Regions from separate parts of the Homo sapiens genome. Here regions 1, 2, 3 and 5 are each linked to region 4. Evidence: chromatin loops called from intact Hi-C (ENCODE). Cell type or tissue: MCF 10A. All regions are shown on one strand.

Region 1 (5,000 bases), 130 kb before region 4:
CATCCATCCTTCTCCAGAGGGATTTGCAACCAAAAGAGGTCAGCAGAGGGCATGGACCAGAAGCATTTGTCTTATGACTCCCACTGTGCTTGCTTGTTTCTTTACAAATGGGATACAGGCTCTCCTTTTTAAATTCCCACTGTTTATTCTGTAATATTAATTTTTAAAAAATCAGAAACAACTAAAAATGTGGAAAAGACAATTTTAATATAAAAATTAAGGTTATTCCTAGGGCTATATAAGAAGGTGGCAGTTTAAAAAAAAAGATTAGGAAATAATAACTAAAGCTGTATGTCTTATCTCTTCAGGTAAAAATATCTTATGAATAATATAATCATTGTCTCTGGTTATTGGGTATGAAAAAGATAAGTGTACCCAGCACAGTGTGATGGAGGGAGACATTAACACTTTCACACGGCTGGATACGGACTTGAAAATGAGTTAGGAATCACCGGGTCATCTAAGTGGAGGATTATTCCATACATAGGCCCTAGGTCAATTTAAATTATTAAATTTATCTCAGTGGCCGCAGGGGCCAAGACGTGTTTGTGTTCGCTCTTTATCTTTCTGTCCTGTTAGCATGGGCTTAGCAAAAGGGGATCAGCAATGACAGAAGAAAAAAAAAGAAAAAGAAAAGAAAAGAAGGAAGATCCAAAATTCCTGCTTGGGCCTTTAGATGGTTAATGACTGAGTTGCAAGGGAATCAACCTACATCGTTTCAAGGGCATTTTCCTGCTGAATAGCTTTCCTTGTTGCTTTTTACTTCTGTTTTGACCTTCACATACCCACGGTGCCTTTGGTGCTCACAGGCTGTCCATAATTGAGGAGAAGGGATGACGTGGGTCATTCATGGGATGTCACTTAAAATCTGTGATTTCTTGGGATTGCCCCCACCTCATTTGTGAAGGTTAGTAGAGCCTATTTTAGGGCCATGCAGGCTGCTGTTCTGTGGTCTTGAGCCCCGTGACTGGCTGCTTTTCCATACAAGTTCCCGTGTACACAGCCCCTTGGGCTTCAGTATGTCTGCGGGGAGCACAGTGTGATAAGTCCTAACAATCCCCTCTGTATGTTGCTCCAGAGGAAATCCAAGCTGAGGCATCACATTTGCGACCTTGTGTCAGGGGAATTTTGAATAAAATAGGCCCATAATCCTAATGTATTTTAAAAGCTTAGAAATCATGATATTTAATTCTTCTCCTACAAAAGGACACATTTTCAACCCACAACTTTTCTCTGGAATCTGTCCACCCCTCTGTGGGCATGGCATGGCATGGCAATGAAGGAGGCACCTCCATGTGTCTCTGGCCCATCTCTTACCATGGAAATCTCATATCAACCAGCCCTTCCTCGTACCTAGTCAGATTGCCATGGCCTGCAAAAATATGAGGCTTTGTTCCTTCCATTTTAACAGAAAAGTGCAGTTTGACTGAAAAACATTTGGCCTCATGTTTTGCCTCTCACTTTCCTTATCAAGGCTTCTTAGTGGCTCCTTCTGTGCCCCGGACCTGTGATGAGGCCCTCAGATGTACTATCCCATTTATTCCTATAGCAAACCTGTGAGGCCAGGTGTGGGAGCTCATGCCTGTCATCCCAACACTTTGGGATGCCGAGAGGAGAGGATTGCTTGAGCGCAGGAGCTCGAAATCAGCCTGGGCAACATACTCTATCTCTACAAAAAATACAAACAATTAGCTGGGCATGGTGGTGCATGCCTGTAGACCCAGCTACTCAGGAGGCTGAGGCAGGAGGATCATTTGAGCCTGTGAGGTCGAGGCTGTGGTGAGCCGTCATCACGCCACTGCACTCCAGCCTGGGAGATGGAGTGAGAAGCTGTCTCTAAATAAATAAATAAAACAACCCCATGAATTAGGATTCACTGGTACCATTTCATCCCACAGATGAGGTCCCAAGGCTGGTAATGGTAAGTCAGTGGCCAAAATTCAGAAAACCTGAGCTGACCCATGACTGGGCCTCAGATTTTTAGGGCCCCAGCCAGGTCTGCTGCTCCTCTCCCTCTGCGTGGGCCCAGTTTACCACACGCTGGCTAGAGCCCAGCACCCTATAGAGAATTCCAAGCCCAGCCTACACCCTTAGGGCCCTAGACTGTGCCACCTTCCGGAACCCATGCAGGTTTGTATTTCTGATAAGCCAGGCACCTTGCAACAGAATCAGGAGTCACTGTGACCTCTCAGACCCCAAGGAAGTTTAGAAAGATAGTTCGCTTGAAAACTTGTATCGGCTTACCGACACTCAGGAAAGCGTGGGAACATGCTGGGCCGGGCTGTGATTCTCCTCCAAAGAGCAAACTTTCTTAAAGATGTTACAAATCCTGAGACTAGTGTATTTTCTTTCCTCAGTCAACTCATCCAGTCCTGTGGCTATCAAAACCGTCTTTATATCACCTCTCCAAAATTTCATTTTCAATCTGAACCTCTCGGATCGGCACATCCAACGGAAGCCTGGAAGCTCCTCTCAGATGCCTCCCAGTGCCTTTCACCTGACGTGACTAACTCAAAGCTCTCGACCTCTTGCCTCAGACCTGCTTCAGGTGTCTCCACTCTGATACTTCCAGGCACTGCCGTCTACACAGAAACCTGGTGGTTATCCCGGAAACTGCCCTCACCCTCTGTCCTGGGTTGAATAGGGCCCCTCAAAACGTACCTTCACCTAGAACCTCAGAACACGATCTTATCTGAAAATTGGATCCTTGCAGATGCGATTAGGATCAGGCCCTAAATTCAAGGACTGGTGTCCTTGTAAGAAGAGGAGAGGACATCCTGATCCACACGAGGAAGAACCATGGGACGATGGAGGCAGAGCGTGGAGGGACGCAGCCACCAGCCAGGAGCACCTGCAGCCACAGGGACCTGTGAGAGAGGCGGGGAAAGGAGAAGTCTCCGAGAGGCCTTGGAAGGAGCAGGCCCTGCCCACAACTTGACTTTGGACTTCTGGCCTCTGGAACTATGAGAAACTAGATTGCCCTTTCTCCATTGCCGTGGCCACCATCCAAGCCTCCGTGAATCTTGCCAGGACCTGTCCCACAGCTCGCCGAGGGATTCCCCACATTTATTCTTGCCTCCACCCAATCTGATCTCTGCAGAGCAGTGTGTTCTTGGGAAAACACAAATTGGATGACGCAGATCCCTCGTTTGAATCATTCGGCCGTTTTGCATTACTCTTAGGCTAAAATCCAAGATCCTCAGCACGGCCCCCAAGGCTCTGCTCGCTCCGGCCCCTGCCTGCCTCTCCAGCCTCATCTCACCACCCCCGCTTTACTTCTCTTTTGTGAAACTACAATCACGCTGACCTTCTTTCCATTTCCACACGGAGCCGGACTCCACCCTGCCCTGGAGTGTTTGTTTCCACTCTTCCCTCTGATGGAGACACTTGTCCCATTTCTCATCGGAGTGATCTCCCCACCCTTCAAGTCCAGGATAATTATCACTCCCTCACGGAGGTACTTCACCTCTCACATAGATAAAAATGACAATCTCTGTTACACTTTCTTAGTCCTCTGTATTTTTTATAGTTTATCAAAATTATGATGATATATTTATCTCTACAATTATTTGGCTGGTATCTCTATCCTCTACCATGCTGTACAACCCAAGATGGTGAAGGCTTCAGCATTGTATGTCCAGTACAAAACACAGTGCCTAGAAGGCACATAGTCACTGCTACAAAAAATGTTTGTTGAATGCACATTGGTTGAAAACTTGAGTCTTCTCTGAATTCCACACTTCTACCTTAATAATGTAACTCCTACCACAAGCAACAGAAGGGGAAATGTTTGCTACTTCATTCCAGAACCTTATTTTCTTTCTCATATCTAAAGTCTATGCCAACCAGATCTTTCACTTTCGGTTGCAGGGTTGTGCATGGAGCCCCTAGGTTTGGCATAGCTTGCACCCTGGGCCTGGACAAGGAGGACCTACCAGTGATGACATCATCAGCCCCACCCATACCAGACATCTGAGGCTCTTCCCCTTCATCTCTGCAAGTCATTGTGGTTGGAAAATCTTAAGTTGCCTAAATCAAACCTGGGAGATAGTGTTTCTCAAATGCCAGAAGAGACAAGTCAGAACATGTAGAAGTGGTTTTCTAAGGAATTAACTGCAATCAAATTGCTATTATGTAAATACTGGGCACTTCAGACTATGGCTTTTTTTTTTTTTTTTTTTTTTTTTTTTGAGACGGAGTCTTGCCCTGTCACCCAGGCTAGAGTGAAGTGGCATGATCTCAGCTCACTACAACCTCTGCTACCTGGGTTCAAGTGATTCTCCTGCCTCAGCTTCCTGAGTAGCTGGGACTACAGGCACAAACCACCATGCCCAGCTAATTTTTGTATTTTTAGTAGAGACGGGGTTTCACCATGTTGGTCAGGCTGGTCTTGAACTCCTGACCACGTGATCCACCCACCTTGGCCTCCCAAAGTGCTGAGATTACAGGCATGAGCCACCACGCCCAGCCAGCCTATTGCATTTTTAAAATTTTTAATTTTAAATTTTAAAATTATTGATTTGGATGTTTTACAAGTGGCAAAGGAGAGGCATTTTACAGTTTTCTGCCACTGAGCACCAATGAGCACCACAGGATGACTTCAAAGTCCTTGTAAATGACACTCCTAATAAAATTACGCACCTAGTATAACCATTAAGCTGTGTCAGCCTGTATTCATTTATTCAACTCATATTATTACCTACTCTAAACCAGGTATGTAACCGCAATGGGATAAGAGGCAACTTACCTCATCTCATTGAGCCTATATTCTAGAGAAGGGAAGGCATGAAACAAAAAATCAGAAAAGTCATTTTGAAAAGGTGATAATTGACCTGAGGCCTGAAGTCGCCAGGAAGCACAGGAGGCTGGTGTGCCCGAGGAGCAGTGAGGAAGCGGGAGAGTCATGGGATGGAGGTCAAGGAAGTGGCTGGGACCATATCATTAGGGGCACTTGTGCTCTGCTAAGAACTCCGGATTTTTAACAGGAGCGCAATGCAAGC
Region 2 (5,000 bases), 1.6 Mb before region 4:
CATTCATTTTCAAACATTTTCTGAGTGCCAAACGTGGGAACTCTAGTTTCAGTAACCAACAGTGGTGAATCTATTATAATTCCTTTTGAGTTTAGATGGTCACTTCTATCAAAGGATAGAATTAACTATTAAGTGATGAAGATACACAAGCAATTTGGGTATTCATTGTGAGGCAACTGTTTTCTCTTTTCCTTAAGATGATAGAACATGGGCAATGTGAATTATATCTAAAATCAGCTGGATTGTCAAAAATAGCATTTCACTTTATTTTGTATTAGGAACAAATAATCGAAAATGTCTTTGTCATAGTCTGTTTGACTAGTGCCCATTGGCAGAATAATTTTATTTCCCCTGCCACCCCTCCCTGCTGTCTCTTAGTTCTTAGCTGAAAAGTTCCTTTTCAGCTAGTATCTGATGGACTATATGGTCTCTGTGCATGGTATCGTTTACAATTGTTGGTGCTTACTTAGTCTGCATCATGTAGCACTCCTGCCTAGTCACTTTAAGGGATGCAAAGACTGACAATTTCTTTGTTTTGAATTGCTGCAGTACTTCAAAAGAAGCCCCATTGAGATTTAGAGACTTGTAAACATTGAGAGAAACGGAGCACCTTTCTGCATCCACAGACAAGTTAGGTTGATGACTGCTGTGTTGGTGTAGTTCAGCAGACATCCTGTTAGTCACTCTTTCTAGGTAGTTTGGTTGACAGGGGTCTGCACTTGGTCATACACTTTAGGGTGGGCTCATGTATGAAACAGGCAAACTCACAGACTTTGCAGGTTCTCTTTGTGAGAGAGACAGAGAACACTTACATAGGGCCTAGGTGGCATTTTTGAAGTATTCATGGAAGGGGTGGGCCACGGGAATATTGTTTGTTACCCCAAAGAACACATTATCTTAAGGTGTAGAAAAAAATTTACTGGCTTTATAGTAATGTCATAACAGTTTCACTGTAATTAAATATTTTTGCACTAATGATTATACTGTGATAGAGAGCATAATAAATTATTGAGAACTACATTTCCATTTCTGTAGTGGAGGGGGCAAGAAATTGCTATATATGTGTGTGTGTGTCTATCTATCTATCTATCTATATATAAATATAATATTTCCCCCCTTAGCTTGGTGGGACTGTAGCTCAAGGGTAAAGATAGAAATTTTGGTGTTTATGTTACAAAATTATTCTTAAACAACCCATTTAAGTCTTTCTGGGTTGTTTTAGTCTTGATGTGTTAGAGAGTGATAATTTTATGCAAGTTATGATTAAAACCCTGTTACTGTCATCCTTAAAGAGCACATTAAAAATACCCTGTTTGGAAAATGACAGTTTTAAAAATAGACAAAATTATATGTTAGTTATGAAGAGCGATGGAATTTATTGAGCCGAAATGTTTTGAAGGAGATTTAAGAATCTTGCACTTTGGGAAGAAGTTAATGACTGATTAACAACAGCAATTAAAAGATGAGGAAAAGGTATATAATTAAAATTGCAGTACTTGCTTTGTCAAGTACGAGTGTCATCTATTGTGTACTTGTTAAAAGCTGAAGAAAAAGAAACCAGCATTTAATTTCAGCCCGGTTTTGAAGAAGAGGCCGATAATTTGCCTGTAGATGCCTGCGTGAAGGTTGTAACTCATGTTTAAGCGAGACTGTGTCATTAGAAGTTCACAGCCATGTATTTTCTGTTGACAGTCATCGACAGAGAATATTTGGCAGTCAGAAGTAATTTAACTTAATTAATGGGATGCATATTTGATGGAGGAATAAAATATTCAGGCTCAGCAAAGTGGAAAAAAGGAAAGATTTAGTGGGAGTAAAAGGTTGAAGAATGTAATTTGTGCATTCATTCTGCTGCTCAGAATTATGAATTGTCTTGCAGAGATATAAAGCCGAGGTGATCCTTAGATGGAAATGTGCTGTCCCTCAACAAAGAGAGCAATCAAGATGACAGTTCATGATTTAATTGATGCCAGAGTGAACTTGCTCTAACAAATAGGGACATCACATTATTTTGAAAACTCTGCTGGAGTAGTTAGTCGTTGGATTGTTAAATATTCATTGTAACTTCAATGTTATAGCATTGCTGTGTCTATACTGAGTACAGACCAGTGAAATCTGTCACAGAGCCCTTAATCTCTCCTGTCAGATTTTAATTGACTTCCTGTAGGTAAAGATGACTTCATGGAAAGTTTGCTCAAGAATTTGATATCATCAAGTAGAGCAGCTTTTCCATTCAAGTACAGTATAGTCCCCCTTTTTTCTACCCTTTTAAAGAGGCTTTTGAAAATATTATTCAGAGCTATAATGTAGGAAATCACTTAAAATTACAGCAGAAAAATATCTAAAGATCAAAGTTAAGTACCTTTTTATAGCGTTGCCAAAATATTCAGCATATTTCTGTTTCCTATCATTATCTAAAACACATTTGATTGTTGGAAGACAGCAGTATGATTATATTTCTAGAAATAAAGGGTTTTAATACTTGCTAGGGTTTTTATTCATCGAGCAATTTCAAAATACATCGTAGCCTTTTCCTGTTTAAACTAAATATAAAATAAAAATATATATCATGGAAACGTTACTGTGGAACTTACGGTATTTTAATCTTTATTATTTGTTTTTGCTTATTACATGAATATTGCTTATATTTTCCCCCCATGCTGAGAACTTAAACTAAGGCAGTTAGATGTAAAAATCATGAAGGACCAGCAGAGGGCAATATTATGTTACTCTAACACTTCTACTGGGGTAAGTTTTGTGATTGAAACAATACAAAAGGTTTTCAGGGGTGGGTGCTATATTTTTCTCCATTAGTTTCATATTACAACTTCCCGAGGTGCTTCCTCCCTTGGTCTGAAAAATCAAAACAAAGAACTATTGGCAAAACTTTCCTAAGTCAGAACCAATGCACATAACACAGTTTAGTTTCTCCTTCGGTAAATTACATTTTCTCAGTTTCAGTCACCTCTCACATATAGGGTATGTTAGGTGTTTATAGCTGATCATTAGTGAGTTTGGAATAAATTTAAGCTTGCATTTCAAATCAGTCATATAAGCTATGACTGGACATGTTCCATAAAAACAAGGGAGGTTATTAGCAAAGCTTGCTAGATGTGGATTGGTTGAAAAACGGAAAATTCTAGAGATTTGAAATTTATTAAACAATTTATATTTGACTCCACACCCTATGTTCTGTATTTAGATTTTGTAGAATTCACTGAACATGGTTTGTGTGATGTGACATTTTGTTGAACCAAATTAAGCCTATCAAGATAGCCATAGATGTCTGTGGTAAGGAAATTGATGTCATTGCAGTTCTCTTGGATATATGGTTTTCCAATCAAAATATCTAGTTGCTATGAAGTTTTCTGTTTGGCTATTGTAGATTATGCTGTTTTAGTTGCAGGGATTTCAAGTTGAATCTCTTTAAAAGTTTATTTAAGCGTCATATTCTCAGTTGTCTATATTTTGAGTAACAAAAGAATATTGTGTCCATTAAACCTGCCATTTGCCAACTGAAGTTAGTAATAGTAACTTAGGTTTAAACACCTAGAAAATGATGGGCCTTTTTATGTCTATGGTTTATAAAATTATAATTTTGTAATCTCAGTATATTATTAATATATATTTGCAGAACTATTGTGAAATATTACTAACCATAAAAGTTGAATCTATTTTTGACTCAGATCTTTAGTATAGGGACAATGGGTTTTTAGCAATTAAATGCTAAATATATTTAACATGTATCGATATGCTTATATTTATTGAATCTTCATATATTGATTCATAGTGATTAGTTTCAATTTCAGTAATGTCTTTTACAAAATAGCGATACTACAAACTAACATGTTGGAAAAAAGCTCATGCTTATACATTATTTAAAGCATCAGTAGATTATCAAAAACTAACGTAATTATGCACACTTAGTGTTTCCTTATGATAACTTATTGAAATGATGTATGCTATTTGAAATAAAATGATGATTTTAGCTATTTTTTAGAAAAAAATGAATTGACATTGTTGGCTTATGTGTTATCATGAACATGCTAATATATTATTCATTGGACTCCTTTTTTTGAGTGAAATTTATGTCCATCGATATAATTTTAATGAGTGCTCAATTACAGACTTTTAAGTATCAATACTTCAAAATATTTAGTTTTACATTAGCAATAACAGACATGAAATCGTTGCATTGACAATCGTAGGTCTTGATAATTCAAGGAATAATTCTGCTGCTGATCATTTCTACTAAAAAAGAGAAATTGGTAGTAGGCATACTATTAGAAATTTGTTATTGAAGGACCATTTGAGGAAGTATAAAATACAGGATAATATTTTAATTTCTTGACATCAAGAATGACCTTATTATTTACCAGTAGGTATAGTTAGTCCTATTAGTCTCCCTCTAATCTGATTAAGGCAGTAAACATGGCAGCACCTCTGGCATTTAAGTAGAATTATTATTTTTAATGGTTTTTCTGACAGAAAAATAAAGGCAATGTTTTGGCCAGACTTTAAACAAATTTCTTTGATTTCATTTCTATGAAAATTCTTTCAGTGCCAAACTGAAAAATATAGTGCAAACACTGTGGTTATACCTCTAGTTTATAATTTGGTAACTAAAGGAACTCACTTGCCAGCTAATTTAACTTAAAACTTTTAGTAATTTTTGAATTTGTGTAGCTACATGATTTAAGAATGTGAGACTTTGGAAAAGTAGGATAAGAGACCAAGAAATTTTCTTAATGATAGAAAACTATAAGTAGAAAATTTATATTAAAAATAACATGTTAAACTACTACATAATATATCTTTACAAATTTGAGATCATGAGGCTGATATAACAAATTAAATTTATCTTATATGTAAGATTGTTCATTTTTCTGGTCTGCTATATTAAGCACAAAGAATACTGGTTTCTTAGAAACATATTAAACATTTGCTTTAACTGTTCATTTCCAGTAGATGGCTATAGTTCACTACCAAATTGAAGTTGT
Region 3 (5,000 bases), 450 kb after region 4:
TCCAGATCATCCTTCTCTGAGGCGCCTGTCCCTGACATGTCTCCAGGAGCCAACTGCAGCCCAACAGCCACACAGGTGGGCCTGACGCGCTCTGCTCAGGAAGCGGCTGTGAACCCGCTGCCTTCCTAACACAAGTGTTAGTTCTCTCAGGGTGCCGTGGCCTTAACAGCAAGAGCCACAGCGTCTGTGCTCCCAACTGCCAGGGACTCTGGCTTCCGGGAGGTGGCCTGAGAACCAGCTCAGACAGCAGGGATGGGCCGGGCCTGGCCCTCTGCTCGGGGCCACCCAGGCCTCAGGAGCCTCCTGTTTTACAACTGTCATACCCGGGATCCAAATCCCTTTCCCCTGCCGGCGCGGATCAAAGAAGGGCTCTCACCCCCACCACACTCTCCGCATCCCCACAGGCCTCCCACTGCCCCATCCAACCGTGGCTGCTCCCGAGGCTGCAGGCAGGGTTAGGCCGCCTGTGGGCGACCACCCCGAGGCCTGTCCTCAGCTGCTGCGGGAGCCCCCTGCAAGGCTGGGTCATCACTGTCTACGCAGATCTCGCGTGGGCCCTTTTCCTGGCCTAGCACCCCCAACACACTAAGAAGGGCGGGCAGCATCCTGTTGGTCTGGACTCTGGCGAGGCTGCTCCGGGAAGCCGCAGGAACGTTCTGTGAAACAAAGGCTGACGACTCGGGACTCCCATAAGAGATAGAGCTTGGTTTCCACGTGCCACGCCTACCTGCCATGCCCCGCAGTGTCACGTGGCTTAGAGAGCGGTCGTCACGTGACCCGGAAGTGATGGTCACGTGAAGGGGAAATGGCTGTCTCTGCCCAGGTACCCTCCTAGATCCACGGAGTCCACACTGAGGCCTTGGCGCCCAGGCCATTGCCAGGGCCTTGTTACACCAAGTTTAGGAAAACCGGATTCCGGGGTCACAGCTGCAGAGGAGGGGGTGGCGGAGGTCTCACAGGCCTCACCTCTGCACCTCCCCTGGGGCGGGATGAAGCAATCTGGGGTAACCCGGAGCAAGAGTCTGTAAAGAACCCCAAGGCCTGGGGTGGACTCCAGGCCCAGGTGCTTGCTGGGCCAGGTGCCCGAGCCTCTCAAGGCCCCCAGCCCTCACACCTGTGGGGCCTCGACCACTCCGAGCAGCTGGGGCCTCGGGGCCAGTCCCTGAGTTAAAAATAACCCAGCTAGGCTAGAAGCAAGGAAAGACAAGCGTGCTAGAAACTTCTCCCCTGCCAGGTCAAACAGGGAGGACATCCAGGGAACTTTCTAACTCTAACTTGGGTATAAAACCAGCTTTAGAAGTTGCTGTAAGTTAAGAATTCCTTCAGATAAAATTTTACCTGGGACTTGGTTTACCCTTTAAAAAATCTTTAAAGGAGGAGAGAATAGTTGACATTTCTGAATCCCTGAGACTAGCGAGCATGTGGCTAACGTCACGTTATTGAACAGAAAGGGCGGCGGGGATTTTTGTAGAGGCATTTCCAAGGACAGCGGACGGGCCCTGCGGGCTTAGGGCCCGGCGGCAGAAGAAAGAGGAATCAGTTAGAAATATTCGAGATTTTCCACTTAAAGCTTTGGGTAGAGGCCAATATTGTTGACATTTAAACATCCAGATGAGCCGTCTTTGGGTCAGGAACAAGGAGCTGTCTGGTTCCACATCCCTGGAGGTAGCCTGAGCGCTCAGCAGGCCTGAGTCAGGTCCGCCTCCTGCTACTGACGACTCACGTGATTGAGAATAAACGGCTTAGCCGTCTGAGCTGAGCCTCCTCCTCAATCTGTTGTGCAGTCTATACCCGCGTGTATAGACTCCGGGCCCTTCTTCCCCACGGCAGGATCTAGCAAGGCGCTTCTTTCCGGTGCAGCGCGGAGCCTGTGACTTATGCTCCGCTGCCATCTGGTGGCCCTACGCTCGAATTACAGCTCCAGGGTTTATTAGGTTTTTTAAATTATTATTGTTTTGAGGGATGAGGGAAAACCCTTTTAAAAGTTGAACACGTGAGCCTGAAAAAGTTAAGAAAAGTCAAAACACATGACAGGGGAAGGGAAATAGGTGAGGAGCAGGCAGGATATGGAATGTGGACAATTTCCAGGGTCTTTGTAGAACTGCATGTTTACTTCTTTGAAAGATTTTGAATTCCTAGAGTATTAGGCCCACCTAAAATGAAAGAACCACACGTATGCCAAACACACAGAATACCAATTATTTGTATTATCTAACATTTGGGATTGTCTACTTTACTCTTTTTTTCTCCATTCGAATGTCAAGTTGCTTTCAAGGAACCCTTTTAATGATGTCTAAACTGAAATTGAGACAACTGCTGCTGACTGGATTCGACACTTAACCCCCGGCCCTTGCCCTGGACAAGACCCAAGGGACCCTGGCTTTGAGTAGAACCCGCAAAGAATATAATACTGGCCCCTCCAGAAAATAATCCTCCACACCTCTGTCCAGCATGTTGGCGTATCCTCATCACGAGCGAGTTCTGCACTTGTGACTGATTTGCCTTTTTGGCAAAAAGAGATGGAAGTTGAGCTCCCTAGCGAGAGCAAGCGCTCATCATTTGCAATACAGTGTGGGGTACAGTGTGGGGTACTAGAGGGAGGTGGTGCCAAGCTGCAGGGCGCCAACAGGTGAGTGCCAGCAGGTGAACATACCCTGAAGGAAACCCACCAGGCGGGGCTACCTGAGGGCCTGTGTCCTGGGCAGGGTGACCAGGTGGCCGTCCCACCTGGTTTGAGAGTGTGTGCATCAGGGCCACCACCTGCTCTCTTGCTCCTCTCTTCTGAACATCATTAAAACAAGTTCAAAAATGTTCATCTCCAGCCATGACCCCAGGGCCACTGACAGATGCCTGCTCTTGGCAGGGGAGCGGCTCTGGGCAGCCTGCAGGGCCTGTCCTGGCCAGCAGGAAACGACACCAAACAACCATTTCCTGGGTGATTTCAGGCAGACCCAGGACTCCTTTGATCATCCAGAATCAGGACTCTGAGGACTTATTGAAGGCCTCAGGCTCTCCAGAGGGCCCCACTTGTCAGAGTCATTTCACTCCCCAAAATGTTGGCCAATTCCTGATGCTAGCAGCCTAGCTGGGTGGGGTGGGGCAGGTGCGGCCATGGGAAATCCAGACTGTTGGCCTTTTAAGTTGGGAGTTAGCAAGAGTTGCTTCTTGTAACTGGCTCAGTGTAAGTAAGGCCTCTGCATTAGATTTATAGGCTCTGCCTATCCCGACAGTTCCCCAAACATCCCAGCCCTCCGCAGCCCAGGAGAGTTCATCGAGATCATCTTTCTGTCTCAGGTCAGTGCCCTGGGAAGGGCAGCAGACTGACTTTTCTCGTCCTGCCCGTGGCTCCATGGCTGGCACACAGGACGTGCTCTGTGAGGTTGCCTCTTGACTCTCCTCCTCTTGACATTTGCTGGCCCTAAAAAATGATGAAGGTTTTTCTCATTCTAAAACTCAATCCTTCTGAGTTGGCTTGGCCTTCAGTGGATTAGAGATTAGGATCTGGAGCCCCCGAAACCTTGAGCCAAAACCTCGTTCTAGCTACCAGCTGTGGGTACCTGGGCAAGTAACCTGCCCTTTCTGGGCTGAACTTTCCTTAGATGTAAATGAAGGCAATAATAGCATTGAACAGGGTTATTGGAAGCACTAAATTGGGACACTGTGTGTAAAGGTTAAGTGCTTAGCCGAGGCTGAGACCAGCAAACACTGGAGCCTCTGGGTGTCTGTGCTCACTGCCTTTCCTGCTCTGCGCGTGGGGAAGATGCCCTGCACCTGGCGCTCACCTGTGCCTTAGGCCCAGGACGCACAGTGATTCACCACGCTGCAGAGCCGGCCGTACCCTTCAGTGAGTGACCCCTGCCCTTCAGGGCCCTGCTCTCCCTCAGCTTATACTTTAACACTTCAGACTTTTTGAAGCCTTTGGCCTTAGGCTTTGCTGAGCCAGGTTAGGGGAGGAGAAGGCAGAGGCGAAGAAAGGGGACTAATTGCATATCTTTTTTTTTGGAGACGGAGTCTCGCTCTGTCGCCCAGGCTGGAGTGCAGTGGCGCAATCTCGGCTCACTGCAAGCTCCGCCTCCTGGGTTCACGCCATTCTCCTGCCTCAACCTCCCCAGCAGCTGGGACTACAGGTGCCCGCCACCACGCCCGGCTAATTTTTTTGTATTTTTAGTAGAGACGGGGTTTCACCGTGTTAGCCAGGATGGCCTCGATCGCCTGGCCTCGTGATCTGCCCGCCTCGGCCTCCCAAAGTGCTGGGATTACAGGCGTGAGCCACCGCGCCCGGCCGGATTAATTGCATATCTAAGGTGAGGCCCGGGGCTCTACGTTCACCATGGTCCCCTCATTAAAAGCTGTGAAGTCAAACACCAAGACCCAGAGAATTTAATACTAATACGTGGCCCAAGTTAGACAGCAAGTGCATGACAAAGATAGAACATGACCTTAGCGCCACCCAAATACAAAGGACAGACTCTTCTCAGGCACATTGCGTCTGAGGCCTGTGAGGTCGCTGGGCCTGTCAGGAGGCCTGGCTTCCTCCCGCTCCCTGCTCCTTCTCAGATTCTGTCATGATCAACTTCCCAGGAAACTCGAATGTTCTATTTTATTTCAGGAACTAAAAATAAGGAAGATTCTCTGACAAAATTGCATGAAATGCATCCTGTCCTTCTTTCTCATTTCAAGCATGAATGAACTCGGTGTGAGGAGACTAAGCCAGGCGGCAGGGGTCTAGCATTTCCCGCCTGTGGGTGCAGGAGGCAGACATCTTAATTTTTAGAGCTGCTCTGTAGGCACTTTACAGCTTCCTCTTCTAGCTGCTCAGGCCATAAATCTCTAGACTGCCAGGCTCCAAACTCATGGGGAATGTCCTGCACCCCAGCAGCAAGTCCTGCAAACACAACACTGGGTCATACGTGGCCCATAAATAACGCGCACGTTGAGCCTCAACCTCAGCTGGTGAGGTCTGCTGTCCGGAGGCCGTGGACTTGCGAAGGCCTGAATGA
Region 4 (5,000 bases):
TTTTTAATTCCAATGGGTTGGCAGGGGAAGTTGTCGGGCTTTTCAGTGACGAAAACTCCTCTGCATGTGTGCCCATAAAACATTAAATGAGAAATACAGTTGCTAGAATGCCCAAGTTAGAAACTGAGAGCTAAACATCACAATCCGGATGTTCCCCACGCATTGGGACGAAACCTCTTGGACAAGATGCTGCACTTAGGAGCCTCAGTTCTTCTCCTGCAGATACTCCACCTCAGCCACTTCCGACCCGCCCGACTATCAACATTACAGGGCTAGGTTCCGTTAGTCAATATTTAGTGAGAAAAACTCTAAAAAACGGCGATGAATTGGAGAAAATCTTCACAATCTATACCTCCAACAAAGGACTAATATCCAGAATCTACGAGGAACTCAAAGGAACGGTGAACAGTTTTAATCACCATTATTACGCCCGTACTTAGCCGGAAGTGTGTCTGTCCAATTCCCATCCGGCCGGACTTCAGACTGACTTCCTTTCAGGCGTTCTGGAGAGAATGCGCGTGCCCTTCTCTCCGGATTCTGTGTACCCGGAATCTCATTAGTCTACTGATTGGGAATCGCAAGCATCAGCCAGGCACAATGGCAGCTGAACACTGATTTGGTATCAACGTGTTTGTGCTGAATCCCTCATAAACTGGGAAGATGTTTCTTTCTTAGGATCCCTCGCAGACCACAGCTTCCTCACAGGTACCCGATGGAGAGACAAGAAGTGTACACAGCTGACATCCAGCCTTCTCTCTGGCTGATTCAGGCGCTGAAAGCCACGTGGTCATCACGGTCTTCTGAAGATTATTAATGAGAAAGCCACTTAGAACAAAGCCGTCCACAGTTATAGTTCTTTCATCTTGAAAACTAACAACACAAGGTCACTGCCCTGGAGGACTCCTTGAAAAACTGACACTTGTCCATTATGCAAATTCTTTGTTGATTGTTGTTGGGTCCAGAGTCTAGTTATGTAGGGAACTAGAGAGAAAAAGAGAGAGAGAGAGGAGAGAGAGGGAGATAGAAGAGAGAAGAGATTTGAAACCCATCTCACACCCTAAATGTGGGCAGGCTTGCAGACAGATATCTTGGAACTACGAGGTAAACATGGTCTAAATCCCCTGTTTTGGGAAGATAAGTGCTCAGAGTTCTGTAAGCTAAATGCACACTGCTGAAATGTGATTGAAAACTTTGTGATGTGAAGACTAAAAATCACAAGTAGGAGGCAGGCAGTGTTTAATCTTCTGCTGGATGACAATTCAAGATAGACTGATAGAGATACCTGCTGCCTGATAAACCAGTCAATACTGTAGATGGTAGATATTTGCAGTCAACAGGCCCTGGGAGCAGGGAGGGGGAGCTGGGGACCACAGCATTACTATACTGCAATTCTGCTCCCAGCTCCTTGCTAAGGAAGGCGAGACCTATAATTTGCTGCATTATGTTATCATACTATGGATCGAAAAGCATTCAAATCCTTCCAAGTAGACCATGTTAATCCTGTACATAGGCGTTCTTCGGCCACGTCATTGTCCATTGCAGACGGCACATGTTAATCTATCCTAAAAGTGAAAGTGAAGGGTGGTCTTTGAAAGAACTCTCTCTCATTCTAGAAAAGCCAGGTTTTCAGGCAGAAATTTTTCTGGTTTGTCTGTACTTTAAATTCTTAGCTTTTTTTTTTTTTTTTTTTTTTCAAATACACTGGCAGGAATATACACCAAACACTCACAAAAGAACCAGAGAAATCACTGGTTCTGGCCAAATGAGTAGAACACACACACACACACACACACACACACACACACACACATACACACATACACAGTGACTAAAGCGGGATAGTAATGTGTCTAGAGTAGTTTTCAGAGTATGTGTGTGTATGTGTGTGTGCGTGTGTGTACCTACATGTGCATATCCCTGGTAGTGCATTACTGCTGCACTTATTTGGAGGAAATTTGAGAAAATGTCTTTGAACATGGTTGTCTTACTGGATTTCATTTATTAAATAATTCACCAGGCTTTTCTTCTGGAAAAATGTCCAACTGTAGCAGACAGAAAGGAAGCCAAGAGAGGGTGTTTACAGCAAGGAGGGGCTATGAAATATCTTCACTCCAGGTTCTTTATGAGGTAAAACCGTGTCACACCACACCACTATCCCTGTTGCAAACTGTTCATCTAATTTCCCTCTTTTTTGGGATATTTTGTTTTCCCCTAAATGTCAGAGTTTGCTTGGGGAAAAAATATTTTTGGTTGTTTCTTTGGAAGCTTCTTGCAGTATGCCTCCACCTGCTGGAAGGAATCAGGCATGTTGTTAGGTGCAGCTGCAGCCCTGCACGTTCAGAGCTGCCTATTTCTGTGTAACTGAAGAAAACAGAAATTATAAATCTATAGAAGAGATGTTTACTTATAAATGTTTACTTATAAATATCACATGTAAATTAAATGCTATGCATCAACCTACCGCAAAGTTGTATAGTCAATGTATTTTTAATATAGTTTGAAATGAAAATAACTTCATTTTAAGGGAAACAGAATTTATGATGATGCAAGTAATCCAGGATGTCGATCAAAATATACCCATTTAAAGGTAAGGTGAAATGTAAATTGTGGTATTAAAGTTCCAAATGTTAACAAGTATTTTCATTTCCCCAGCTGCAGTGTATCATTTTTATCAGCAATTGGAAGCATGCTGCATGTTTGACTCTGTGGACTCCTGCTTTACACAACAGAACATTCCGATGGTGTGCATGTGCCATAGTACGTATAGAAATTCTAAGAATTCATATAATTTACCTGCTAAATCAGGGACTATTACAGTCTGCTGTGTAAATTCACATTTTGGCACTCTTTAAAAAGTGGATTATTATTGACCCAATAGACCATAACAGCTCCAAAGAAGCCGTTACTGTACATCGTGTAAAGCCTTCGTGGTGTGTGTTTTATTGAAGCTCTGTAGCTGTCGGGATCTGCTTGTCAATCTAGCTGCCATGCGCGTGCACCAAATGCATTGCTAAAGATGCCTTGTAAATTGAAGCTTTAGTCAAATTACCCTTGTTCTTGTCCAATAAGCCATGGTATAAAATTGGATATTTCCACTGCAGTTTCTTTCTCCACCTCCAGAATTCTATTTCCCTGTATTTATAGAGGTTGAAATTTTGAAATGTGGATAAGGGAGTGGTGATTTGATTTCAAGTTTCAAAAAAAAAAAAAAAAAAAAAGCAGGAAGAAAATTGAAGACAGTTTTTGCTTTGCATGAAAAAACATCTCAAAGAATGCATGAATTTACCAGCTTCCAGGAGGCTGACAACGGTCACAGTGAGATTTCTCTACTTTAGGCTTTTGGGAATCCAAATAAGATTTTTATTTAATTTTCTATGTGCTAATTTTGTGTTTTTCCACCTGTCTGTCCTCTTCTTTCATTTAACAAAAAAATGAACATTGGAACATTTGTCAGGAAAAAAAAAAAACTTTTTAGTTACTTGTACCTTCAGTAAAAATAAAATAATACTTTGAGGTCTCAAGCTGTAGGTGCAGCACTTTCAGTGTTTTCCTGGGCTGGTGAGAGGTTTTGGCAAAGCCGTCCTGACACCCACACAGCATACACAGCGTGTTTGTGATGATGATTAAGCCATTTGTTAGTCTCTTCCTGATATGGCTGAAGCCATGCAAATCAGCATGGATTCCCAATCCTCAGAGACAGGGTATGTTCTAGAAAGCAAGCTATGAACAAAAAGTTCAGGCTGGATTACCTGAAGGAGATCCAGGCTTAATGTCACTAGGTATATGTCCTTACTTTCTGGCCGAGAGCAAACATTTGGTAAGTTTCTGAGCTAGGAAGAAAATGCTTATGGAACCGTGGTTTTAAAAACATACAGTCAGCAGAACATATCCGCTTAGAGACCAATATTTCTTCAAGTTATAGAAGAAAAAAAATAGGAAGGGTAAGATTAAGTGCTGTACAACTTTGTTCTTTCCCGTAAGAAATAGTAAAAGCTCATATTTTTATACTATGTTATTTCAATCTATAATTGTTATAATTGATAGCTTAAAATCCTAAAGTTCAATGGTAATGTGACAAATGGGAGATAGAGCTAGAGCAAACTCAATGAGGTATTTTTTTAGTTCCATATCACGTCAGATAAATGGATAGAGAGTTAAGAACCGCAAATTTCTAAGAAATCACCAGCGTAATTATCTTAGGAAAATATAGTTTATTTTCATTTTGCAAATATCTGCTAACCACTGCATCACCCCTCCTGTGCTCAAGAGAAAGGAGCACAGTGTGTCCCCCTAACACTGTGGAGTAAAGCATGAGAAAATTCTTTACGCAGCCCTGCCGTAACAAATCTCAGCTGGTCCTCTGCTGTCCTCTGGGGAGAATGCATTTGAACTCATCTCAAAAAGCTGGTTTTCTACCCTGGAGGTCTCCGATGGCTACTGCGAGAAGAAAGCCATGTCCCGAAAGCAGTGATACAGATTGGCAGCCACTGCAGAGATGCAGAATGTCGAAGAGTGTGTGTGTTGTAAGAGATTCTTAACCCCTCCCTAGCACCCATAGGGGCAGTCCACAGCCTGCAGCTTGGGCGGGAGGGGGTTAATGCGGGGCAGCTGCCTGGCGGGGACCAGCTGAAATGGATCAGCTAGGAACCAGCCTCCCCTCTGCATTAACCCTCGAAGGGATGCAGAGGCCCAGGACAGAGGCCAGCCTGCTGTGCTGCACCTCGGCCTCATTTATTCATGGGAGACACACGCGCGTGTGTGCATACACACACACACACACAGAGAGAGAGAGAGTTCATTTTACCTCCTGACCCCTTCTGCCTCTTGTCCTGATTTGAATGAGAAGTTATATTTCTAAACACAGTGCTTTCTCACTGGGCTATTTTTGTAATATAGTATGCTGAGTTGCTGCCTTAAAATTATATATATATATATATATATGCACACACACATGCACACACACAACAGGCGTGCAGACCTTACAGGCTGATGATTCTGCC
Region 5 (5,000 bases), 780 kb before region 4:
TTGGGGTCTGATGAAATAGGCTAATCATGGATCCACTAAGCAAATATTAATTTTCATTGGAAGCCCTGCCATTTTGTGAACTTATAAGAAATAAACAGAAGTATTGTTAGCCTCAGGATGTATCTCTTTTCTTTAAGAAAAAAGAAACCCATTGATAAATGTCTCTGAAAGGCTAACTCTCACCACTTCATGCTCTTCTAATGCTTCTGCACTGTCCTATGTGAGGCTTGAGTGATGTGGGTGTGCCACTGAAGGGCCGTGGGTAGGAGCGGTGTGTTTTCTGAACACCTGTTACACCTTTATTACCCAGTTCTATGAAAACATGTATAACATAGAAGCAAAGCACTCATGCTAAAGATCGCTTCTGCTGATCCTTGCTGCCAAGATCTCCCTTACGGTCCTCAGCGTCTCTTCCCTTGACCAGGTTCTTCCTGTCTTCTTGGGCTGCTTTCTCTGTATTATTTTTCTCTTCTTCTTCCAGCTTATGGAAACCATTCCTACCACAATTTTCTCTTCTAAATTTGGTTTGATAAAACCAAATACTTTTCATTGTTTCACCTGCAGTGATCTTTTTCTTAGACTTTTGCATTTTGCATTCTTTTAGTTTTAGTATCTGTACTGGCATTTCTTATATAGAGGTCCTGTTCACACCATGCCCACATTCTACAGTGGATTATACACTTTGAATATCAAGCTCCAGCTATATGAGGTAGTTTGGGATTATTGAAAGGACACCAAGAGGCAGAATGGCCATGTAAGTTATTGTTCAAGTCAGGATACTTTTGAGAGTTAAAAAAGGCAAGTTAACAACATCACACCACGGATGTAACTGGGACAATTCCAGCCAAGAACTGAGATGGTCCTTTCTTTCCTCCTCTCCCACCCCATTCTCCTCCTTGTCCTCCTTCTTCTTCCTCCTCTTCCCCATCCTCCTCTACTGCCTGTTCATAGGGGAAATATACGTCTGTCTGTCTGTCTATCTATCTATCTATCTATCTTTCTATCTATTATCTATCCATCTCCCAAATGCAAACACTGAATCACTAGTCAATAAGTCTCATTATAAATGTTTGATGCTAGCCCAATGCTGGGCTCACTTTCTAAACTCCTAGGTAATTCCACAACAGAAAGAAATAAGATTTCAGGTATTATTTTATGTTTCTTATAATATTATCAGTATAGGATACTAGTTAAACTGTGGAGACACAGAGACAAATGGAGACTAGTCTGAATAACCTGGAGACAGTCCTCTCTCACAGCAAAGTAAAATCTGGTTTGGTGGTTCTGCTTTGCAAAGTTATGACGGGCTCAAGCTCTTCCTACCTTTTTGCCTCACTCTCCTGACCTGTTGTCCTCTCCACATAGCCCCAGATGACTCACCATCATATCCACATTCTAGCCAGTGGGAAGGGGAAATGGAGTTGGTAAAAGCATGTTCCTCTTTCTCTTGTGCACTGCAACTCTGCACAGTCCATCTGTTCTTACCCCATTGGCCAGAATGCAGTCACCTTGCTTCTACTGGCTGCAAGGAAGGATGGGGATTGTAGTTTTTCCCATGAGAACTCATATACCCAGACTAAAATTGGTAACTGTATTATCAAGAGAGAGTGGGAGCAACTTGGGGACATTGACAGTTTCTGTCACACTTAGCAATATGATGTACTCATAGAGGGATACACAATTCTTGCTGTTGTTGCCTATTGATAACTTCACTGTGTATTTTCTGGTCTTCAGTTTACCATATTGTGATATATACTGTGTACATGTATAGGGACTTCATTACTTTCACTCAAAAGCTCCAATAAAGAATCATGCAGTCTAGGTGCAGTGGCTCACACTTGTAATCCCAACACTTTGGGAGGTCAAGGCAGGAGGATCGCTTGAGGCCAGGAGTTTGAGACCAGCCTGGGCAACATAGGGAGACCCAATCTTTACAGAAAATAATAATAAAAAGAATCATGCAAATCTCTAATTGTGGAAGTGTTATTTTAGCAAACTACATGAAAAGCTTACGGGTTATACCATTCATTTCCTTACCATGACATTTTATTTAATTTAACTACAAAATCTCAAAGAGTCTAATACTTTCTGATGCTCTTTTCATTTTGTGCCTTTCACATTATAATTTATAGCTTAAAGCCACCTTTCTCAAAGTCTAAAAATCTGTTAGTCAATTTTTCCCTTTTTATAACCTTTCCATATATTCTGTCATATTAAAGAGATGATGAAGCCCATTATGGCCATTAGAATTCTGATGCAATTAAGTTTTATTCCACTATAAGTGACAGGTACTTGATTCCTTCTTGGAATGGGATAATTTTCTACAGGCCTGCAACTCTTACACCCTCGTTAATTTGCAAGGCTGTTTTAGAAAATATGTTGTCAGTGCTGAATGAGGTACATCTCTAACTTTGAACAAATCATTGTCTTAATGTTCTTCAGGTTATAACATCCATTTAAAGAAAAACCTCACCATTGTCCCCAGGAGAGTCAATAAAAATGCTTCTGTGCTTTGTTTGTGGACACTTAAATAATAGGAGAGCTCCCCCTACTGATTGACGTTAGGGAATTATGGAGGAGGGGCTAATCTCAGGCCTTTCGCTCTTGTTAATTTCTCTAATGCTCATGCACAGACCAAGATGAAAATCAAAAGCAAGCCTGTTTGACACTGGCTTTTGAAATGCTTAAAAACATCAGCATTTGTCAAGTGGAAAGATTTTCATTTCAAAGTTCTAACAGGTTATTATTATTCCAAGCAATGGAGAGTTAAAAAAGGTTGAACAACTATAATAATGGTGGCATCTAAGTGTGGGGAGTGATCAGGTGTTATTGTTTGTTTGCATAAAATGATATCACCTAGCTTTGTGTTGGGTTTGTTTAAGAAATGTAGGCTAATTAGGCCATACAAGTAACTTTGTTTTCTGAAAATTAATTAAGCTTTTGTGGCCTTACCAGGTTACAGGGCCAGGCTCACCTCCCACACAGTTGCTCTGGAGCTATGTAGGAGGCAAGCCTGTCTCACGCTGAACTGCCAGGTGATGCCGTCACGGGAAGAATGGAGTTTAGTAATGCTGCATTTGAAGTCTTGTTCAAGTCGTAAAATGTTGGATTCTATTTTTATTAAATCGCTTAAACTTTCAACATAGTGAAAAAGATTTATTTAACATACATTTCACAGGCCTTTTTGAATGCATATTTTTTGGGAAAAAATACAGCAGAGGACATTTCTATAACTAAAGCTACTGTCCTGAAGGGACAAAACAAGCGCGTTAACTATTGAGGTCCTATTGTTTCATCAGGCCATCGGCAGAAACATTGAAAATGTTGTATTTGTAGGGTTATGAGGGAGCTCTACCCATCTCCTTCAAGTAAGACAGACATAAATCCTCTTTATGATTCGAGAATATCGTATAGAATCTACATAAAGTCTTAGAGGCTGTAGAGAAATAGGTTTTATTGTAAGAACCCCCAAGTAGAGAAACCAAACCAAGCATCTGGAGAAGCATATGATGTAGTGAGCTTGACAAAAAAATGCCTCATCTATAGGAAGAAGGACTGTTTTTAGCAACCTCCTTTTTGTATCTGAACACTTTTTTAAAACAGCTCTATTGAGATGTAATTTACATACCATAAAATTCTCCCATTTAAATTATACAGTTCAATGCTTTTAATATATTTACAGAGTTGTGTAACAATCATGATCTGATTTTGGAACATTTTTCATCACCTCCAAAAGAAACCCCATGTCTATGAGGTGTCACTTCTTATCACCCCCTCAATCTTCAACCCCGTACCCATTAAAAGTCACTCCCTATCACCCCCCTCAATCTTCAACCCCAGCCTCTGAAAGTCACTTATCTGCTTTTGCCTCCATGAATTTACCTCTTCTGGACATTTAATATAAATGGAATAATAATATTTGATCTTTTGTGATTGGCTTTGTTTCATGGCATAATATTTGAGGTTTATCCTTGTTTTAGCATGTATAAGTAATTCATCTTTTTTTGCCAAATAGTATTCCATTGTATGGGCATACCACATTTTGTTTATCCATTTATCAGCTGAAGGACATTTGGGTTGTTTACACTTTTTGGCTGTTACGAGCAGTAGCTGCCCTCGGTCTTCATCCAGAAGTCTTTGCAGGGACATATGTTCTCATTTTCCTTGGGTAGTTACTTAGGAGTGGAATTTCTGGGACATATGGTGACTCTATATTTAACATATTGAGGAACTGCCCAAATGTTCTCCAGTGTTTCTGCACCTTTTTACATTCCCACCAGTAAGGTGGGTTCCAATTTCATCACATCCTTACCAACCTTTATTATTGGCTTTTTGATTATAGCTATTCTATTGGATGTGCAGTGGAATCTTATTGTAGTTTTGATTTGCATTTCCCTAATGAGTAAGGACATTGAATATCTTTTCATGTGCTTTTTCGCCATTTGTATATCTTCTTTGGAGAAATGTCTGTTCAAATCATTTGCCTGTTTTATGACTGGGTTATTCTTATCATTATTGTGTTATGTGAAGTTGCTTTTATATACTTTGGATACAGGTCTTTTATCAGATATATAATATTTTCTCTAATTTTATGGGCTGATATTCCAATTACTTGATGATGTTGTTTGACTCATAAAAGTTTTTAATTTTGATGAAGTCTAATTCATCAATTTTGCCTTTTATTGTTTCTGCTTTTGGTGTCACATTTAAGCAATCACTGCCTAACCTAAAGTTCCAACAGGTCACAGAGATTTACTTCTAAGTCTTTTTACAAGACATAGAAATTGGTTTAGTTTTTACAGTTAGGTCTATGATCCATTTTGAGTTTAGTTTGTATATGGCATAAGGGAGGGGGCTAAATAAAGCCTTATGCATGTGGATATTCAGTAATCTCAGCACATTTATTGAGGGGACTGTTTACCCCCATTGGCATCTTTATGGAAAATTAATTGACTATAAGTGTAAGTTTTTCTTTCTGGACTTTTAACTTTATTCCATTC

The links. A loop is a pair of places that touch in the nucleus more often than their neighbours do. Peaks named below come from ENCODE experiments on the same cell type or tissue, not always from the same donor. Only the 100,000 strongest peaks of a DNase experiment are listed, where the experiment ranks them.
Region 1: it touches region 4 in a loop (2.7-fold over the local background); 2 of 110 quality-filtered maps call a loop at or near these places.
Region 2: it touches region 4 in a loop (11-fold over the local background); 13 of 110 quality-filtered maps call a loop at or near these places.
Region 3: a loop joins it to region 4, with 9 times the contacts of the local background. A loop is called at or near these places in 4 of 110 quality-filtered maps.
Region 5: it touches region 4 in a loop (11-fold over the local background); 2 of 110 quality-filtered maps call a loop at or near these places.

Annotation. Positions count from the first base shown.
Region 1 is chr18:76,127,949-76,132,948 of GRCh38, forward strand. LOC339298 (a long non-coding RNA gene) reads left to right here. Exons shown (of 6, transcript NR_040034.1): 4 at 4,986-5,000. Among named protein-coding and RNA genes, the nearest start is that of LINC01893, 79 kb to the right of the region's middle. RefSeq lists an enhancer at 3,147-4,346. In MCF 10A, no CTCF peak of the experiment used is centred here; DNase peaks (open chromatin) are centred at 3,083 and 3,973.
Region 2 is chr18:74,649,863-74,654,862 of GRCh38, forward strand. The region is part of intron 3 of ZNF407 (zinc finger protein 407); the gene reads left to right. Among named protein-coding and RNA genes, the nearest start is that of ZNF407, 54 kb to the left of the region's middle. In MCF 10A, CTCF peaks have their summits at 2,737 (motif pointing right), 2,937 and 4,966 (motif pointing right); no DNase peak of the experiment used is centred here.
Region 3 is chr18:76,708,083-76,713,082 of GRCh38, forward strand. No RefSeq gene overlaps it. Among named protein-coding and RNA genes, the nearest start is that of LINC01879, 21 kb to the left of the region's middle. In MCF 10A, a CTCF peak has its summit at 1,902 (motif pointing left); a DNase peak (open chromatin) is centred at 1,859.
Region 4 is chr18:76,254,807-76,259,806 of GRCh38, forward strand. LOC105372210 (a long non-coding RNA gene) reads right to left here and starts at 454. Exons shown (of 4, transcript XR_935654.3): 1 at 1-454. LOC105372209 (a long non-coding RNA gene) reads left to right here. Exons shown (of 6, transcript XR_935653.3): 2 at 1-1,101; 3 at 2,018-2,127; 4 at 2,653-2,757; 5 at 4,332-4,523. In MCF 10A, a CTCF peak has its summit at 2,245 (motif pointing left); a DNase peak (open chromatin) is centred at 2,295.
Region 5 is chr18:75,476,654-75,481,653 of GRCh38, forward strand. It overlaps LOC105372201 (a long non-coding RNA gene), which reads left to right. Exons shown (of 3, transcript XR_935637.3): 3 at 1-1,893. Among named protein-coding and RNA genes, the nearest start is that of SMIM21, 51 kb to the left of the region's middle. In MCF 10A, a CTCF peak has its summit at 2,545 (motif pointing left); a DNase peak (open chromatin) is centred at 2,548.